Linked DNA regions of Homo sapiens: region 1 is linked to region 2. Evidence: read pairs that join two places in POLR2A ChIA-PET (ENCODE). Cell type or tissue: GM12878. All regions are shown on one strand. Links, peaks and the distances in the headings refer to the core of each region. The heading gives the core; the rest is flanking DNA. Region 1 overlaps CACNA1E (calcium voltage-gated channel subunit alpha1 E). Region 2 has its middle 120 kb from the start of ZNF648.

The links. ChIA-PET counts read pairs that join two places held together with the same protein. Peaks named below come from ENCODE experiments on the same cell type or tissue, not always from the same donor. Only the 100,000 strongest peaks of a DNase experiment are listed, where the experiment ranks them.
Region 1: POLR2A ChIA-PET joins it to region 2 with 5 read pairs; 2 of 35 experiments call an interaction of 5 or more read pairs at or near these places.

What each region holds. Positions count from the first base shown.
Region 1 is chr1:181,629,731-181,632,645 of GRCh38, reverse strand. The region is part of intron 6 of CACNA1E (calcium voltage-gated channel subunit alpha1 E); the gene reads right to left. Among named protein-coding and RNA genes, the nearest start is that of CACNA1E, 150 kb to the right of the region's middle. In GM12878, for the core only: no CTCF peak of the experiment used is centred there; no DNase peak of the experiment used is centred there.
Region 2 is chr1:181,935,379-181,938,293 of GRCh38, reverse strand. No RefSeq gene overlaps it. Among named protein-coding and RNA genes, the nearest start is that of ZNF648, 120 kb to the left of the region's middle. In GM12878, for the core only: a CTCF peak has its summit at 1,150 (motif pointing right); DNase peaks (open chromatin) are centred at 1,103 and 1,353; H3K27ac peaks cover 2,352 bases.

The DNA of each region.
Region 1 (2,915 bases), core at 285-2,784, 310 kb after region 2:
TTCCTCTGACAGGACAACTTTGTAAAACTGGGCCAAACAAATCACATCAGGAAGTGGGTTATATATGGGCTATGACTGTCATTAATTCTTTTTAAATTAAATATTAAATATGTAACAAAGCCCACATCTGTAAATACAGGTGTTACTGACCTGATCCCCAGCATCCTAGCAAGAGGGGCATAAGCTCCTTGGGGGCCAGCCAATCCCCAGCAGCAGGCTCCTTTCAACACCTGCTCCCACCCCATGCCTTGACCAGGATGACACAGAGAGCCAGTGGCAGCACTTGGAATAAAAGCCAGCTCCCTTACTCCCAAACCTGTATTCTTGGGTTACTCTATACCCTCTATAAACTGGCTCCTCTGGAAATGTACGGATACAAGAAAAGAGGAAAGGCACAAGCATTGCTCATTCAGTGCAAAGAAACAGGTTAGCTCCCCACTCTTGCTATCCCTCAGGAATATCTCTGTGGAGACTACAGGGTGAAGAGAAGTTGAGAAAAGAGGTGTCATATGAAGAATGTGTAGCTGCCAATATTGCATCAGCTTATTCAATTCAAGGTGAATCTGGTTCAGTCTGAAGTCTTTGGGGCTACACTGGGATGAACTCTTTTAGAATATCAGACAGATTTGTTGCTGTTGATACCATCTCCTGCACTTCGTGCCCTAATTCTGAACTCCCCTGAAAATCTGAGTTCCAGTGGGATCTTGAGATCTACTTGAAACCTGAGGTAAATCTGATCTCCCTGGGCTTATGGAGTCTTCAAAGGGATCTAGGAATGCCCATGTGGATCATGTGTCTCCCACAAAGGATCTGTCAATGCAAAAAAGTGGTCAAGCCCGGGGTTCCTCAGCTCTCTACTTTCAGCTTGCAATGAGGGAATAAAATGGGCATTTTGCCAGTTGAGCTTTCAGTCTAATCCCTGGAAGCTGAAGATCTATCTCCTCCTCTTCCTCCCTCAGGTGCTCCAGGGTTTACTTCACACTGACAAGCACCATCCCACTGAGGGGGCAGGCAGGAGGCCTATCTCACCACCCAGCCATACTGCAACAACGCCCTCTCCTTCTGGGAATACGGCCCAGGCACTCCTCTGGAATCCTGAACACACTCCAGGCACCTCTCTTCTTGCTGAACACCACCTATGCTCAGAGCACGATGCTGGGGGAGCACACTGTGAGAGGACACCTCTGGTATCAGGCAACTTAAGATATATTCAGAGAGACTGAAAACTGCAAGGATTCAAGGCATAGCAGATGATATACAGGCAAGAAAAAAGACATTTAGAGAGGGGGATAGAGCCTGAAGGTTTGAATGGTCCTACAAGACTTTCTCAAAAGTCATCACCCTGGACCTGAAACATCAGAGCTCTTTCCAGAGTAAGTCTATTCTCAGAGGTCTCCAACAACAGCCCAGACTAATCAGCACACAGCCTGGGCTGCAGGACTACCTATAGTTACCTAATTAACTGAGGATCATGCACCTGGCTGGCAGCTCGGCCACCCTGGGCACCAGGCCGAGAAAGCTCCCCTATTCTGCAGCTATGCAGCGTCAGGCCAGGTTTGTTTGTTCTTGGAGAGTAGGCCTTCAAAGAGCCCTGGGGCTGAGGGTGAAAAACCCAGGGCTCCTGCCAGCCAGGCCTTCCAGCTGCCTGAGAGCAATTTCAGAAGGTGCTGGCCAGCCTGGCCTGGGAGGAATTAGGTCAGGGTCAGAAAAAACAACACTTGGGAGGTAAGCAGAACTTGAAACCAGTACACATGGACAGCCTCTGTTGGAGACCTCTGGCTGAGAATAGACTTACTCTGGAAAGAGCTCTAATGTTTCAGGTCCCAGGGTGACGACTTTTGAGAAAGTCTTGTAGGACCATTCAAGCCTTCAGGCCCTATCCCCCACTCTAAATGTCTTTTTTTCTTGTCTGTGTATCATTTGTTATGCCTTGAATCCTTGCAGTTTTCAATCTCTCTGAATACATCTGAAGCTGCCTGATACCAGAGGTGTCCTCTCACATGGTGCTCCAAGCATAGGTGGTGTTCAGTAAGAAGAGAGGTGCCTGGAGTGTGTTCAGGATTCCAGAGGAGTGCCTGGGCCGTATTCCCAGATGGAGAGGGCGTTGTTGCAATACAGCTGGGTGGTGAGATGGACCTCCTGCCTGCCCCCTCAGTGGGATGGTGCTTGTCAGTGTGAAGTAATTGACAAATGTTTTCTTTTTAAATAATAACCAAAGTAAGAGATGAATGAATATTAGGTTTTAAGGCGGGGTGGGGGGGCATGTTAATTACACTGCTTTGTCCCATGCATGAAGACAAAGCCCTCAGGAAGAGGTGGAGAGTTCATCTCACCTGGCACCACAGAATTGTTTTCTAGCTGGTTTGAACAACACTATGGCAAGACAGTAGCAGAAAAAGTGTACTAATCTGTTCTTAATTTCTAGGTACTTATTTTGTCTTTGTACATTAAATTACAAAGGCAATATGTATACAACTGCATACAAAGATGTATATAGAAAAAGTTACTTGCCCCCACCCTCCCCCCATTCCCATCCTGCTGTGGTAAGTGCTTATGGCCCGATGTGTTTTCTTCCCACCTATCTTCATGCACATTCAAACTTACACATAGCATTTTGCTATTTTTTTGAATGGGATCATACTATACACATTACTCTGTAACTTGCTTTTCTTATTTAAAAAACACACTGTGAATGTGCCTCCAGGACAAGCACCTAGATCTAAACTCATTAAAGTAGACCCACACAGACGCACAGAACCACAGGTAGGCAACATTCCACTAATCTTCCTACTCATGTTAGCCAATCTGATGGATAAAGAATTGGTCCAATTTATTGCTTTAATTTGCATTTTTCTGAGTTTTAGCATCATTTCAGGTGTTTATTGGCCATATGGTTTGCCTTTCCTTTGAATCGC
Region 2 (2,915 bases), core at 291-2,790:
AAAAATGTTCATTAAAAATAACAATTCTTGGCCGGGCGCGGTGGATCACGCCTGTAATCCCAGCACTTTGGGAGGCCTAGGCGGGCGGATCACGAGGTCAGGAGGGCGAGACCATCCTGGCTAACACGGTGAAACCTCGTCTCTACTAAAAGTACAAAAAATTAGCTGGGCATGGTGGTGGGTGCATGTAGTCCCAGCTACTCCGGAGGCTGAGGCAGGAGAATGGTGTGAACCCGGGAGGCGGAGCTTGCAGCGAGCCGAGATCGCACCACTGCCCTCCAGCCTTGGCGACAGAGCGAGACTCCGTCTCAAAAAAAACCAAAAAAACAAAACAACAACAACAAAACCAATTATTACATACACATAATAACGTATTTCAATAAAATAACTGTATTTTCCAAAAAAGTAATAAATGACGTTTTTTAAATTTTGCAAATCTTTATAATATCTTGCTTAATAGAAGGCAGCTCCATTCTCATATCTGCCTCTGTTTGAGTCTCATATCTGCCTCTGAGGACAGTGTAGGTCACATAGCCCTGGGAAGACTCCAGTGTACCCTTATAAGGGAATAAGAAGCCAAAGGCGGAATATGTCTTAGTATTACTATAAAAATAATTCTGACTTTGCAAAATCCCTAAAAGGTTCTTGGGACTCCCTGGACCACACTTTGCGAACTGCTGCTCAAACTCTATAAAGCATTAAGCCTTCAAAAGGTTCGTAGACATTAAACAAAAAGAAAGAAAAAGGCTGCATACTCAAATGACATTGAGAAAACAGGTTTCCTTTTTTTAACTTTTAAGTTCAGAGGTACGTGTGCAGGTTTGTTATATGGGCAAGTTGCATATCACGGCGGCAGGGGGTGCTGGTTTACAGGTTATTTTGTCACCCAGGTAATAAGCATAGTACCCGATAGTTTTTGATCCTTTGCCTCCTCCCACCTTCCACCCTCAAGGACACAAGATCATGTCCTTTGTAGCAACACAGAAGGAGCTGGAGGCCGTTATCCTAAGCAAACCAACACAGGAACAGAAAACAGGTTTTTATACCACAGGACTTGTGAGGCTTCCTGTTCAGGAGCACTAGGAAAACTACAGGTGCAGAAAGATGGAGGAGCTACTGCATTACACAAGATTGCCATTGGATGGCACTGCGGTTCCAGTCACAGGCAACCGGAGGCTCTGCATCAGGAAATGGCCCCTAGCTTGTGGAGGTCCACATGCCCCAGAGAGCTGAACTTACACAGGACACTGTTTTTGCTTTTTTTTTTTTTTTTTTTTTAATAGTGATTAAAGGTTTTCAGAGAGGGCAACATAAGCACGTTTCTTCTCAGTCCAGTGGGTGTTTTCCCCTTCACCCCCAGTTGTGGGCTTTCAGGTTGTCAAAATCAACAGTGAGGTTTGAAAGTACCTTCCAAGTTCATGACTCAGATTAGGAATCTGAGAAAGTCAAATGTGGAGATGACAGAGGCCCTGACCACAAAACATTAGTTATATGTAAAGGTCATGAAGAAACCAAGATGTTCTCAGCTAATATTCCCAGATCTGGCTAATACTGAGTTAATTTTACAAGAGTAAAAAATTAACTGGACTCCCCGAGAATATCTGCATTGAAGAGGGCAGTGCACATGAGGAAAAAGCTGTCCTGAGAGACCAAGGGCTCAGAGAGATGAGGGCTCCCTTCAGGTGCTAATAGGCTCTGCAAGAAGCCACTCAAATGATGGGAGAGCCTGATGGTGGTGGAGGAGTGACACACACTCTGGTCCATGGTGAGGCACTCAGCCTGATGGCAGTGTGGGGGTGACACATGTCCTGGTTCATGGAAAGACACAGAGAGAACCTGATGGTGGTGCGGAGGTGACACCCTGGTCCATGTTGAGGCGCTCACACAGAGAGCCTGTTGGCAGTATGTGAGTGATACATGTTCTGGTGCATGCTGAGATGCTCACACAGGCAGCCTGAGGGTGGTGTGGAGGTGACACATGTTCTGGTCCATGGTGACATCCTCACAAAGAGTAAGCCACTGGTGAACCATGAGCCGTCACTATTTTTCTGGGTTCTGCTGCTCTGTGCCAGCTGTCTAGCCGTGAAATTGGCTCTGGCTAGAACATCAACATTCAGAGGGTGGAGAAGGCCTCAGAACAAAGGTCTGGAGAAGGTTAGTGGCTGGGATATTTTTCAGGGCTTCAGTGTAGCATCTGAAGAGTGTTGGGGGAGAGTGTAGGCTTGAGAGGCCAGCTCCTGCCAGGTCTCAAGGAAATCTAGGCAGGCTGTGGAAGTTGGTCTTTGTCTTAGGGGTGGTAGAGAGCTACTGAAGGGTTGTAAGTCAGTGCTCTTGGATTTGCTATGTTCCAAAATGTTAATTGCTGTGATATGGAGATACAATTCATAAGGTGGTCAGTGACTATTAAGAGAGACAGGTATATACGTATAACTGTTTATACTTTCCTTGTGCTAGTTATTAACATCAACTTATTTAATCCTCTTTTCCTCCCAGTGAGGTAGGAAGTATTATCACCTCTTCTCTCTAGATGGGGAGACTGAGGCACAGAGCATTTAAGGGACTTTCCCACCATCTCACAGTCAATAAATGGTAGAGCCAGGATTTGAACCCAGTGAGTCTGGTTCCAGCAGCTATTTAACTACCCCATTATACTTCCTCACTAATTAAAGGGGGAAATGGCCTTGGAGTGCTATAGCTAGTTTGGAGACATCACTTGGGTACAGTGGGAACCCAAAGGAAAAAATGTCAAATCCTATTGGTATTGGGGTAGAGAAAGAGAGGGTGCAGTAAGACAAAAATTCATAGCTTGTGCTGAATCTGCCAGTGGAGTTTGTGTTGATTAAGTATATTGTGGGGTGGAGGAGAAAAGTGGGGGGACACTTAGAAGAAGCAAGGCTCGTCTCAGTACTGCAGGT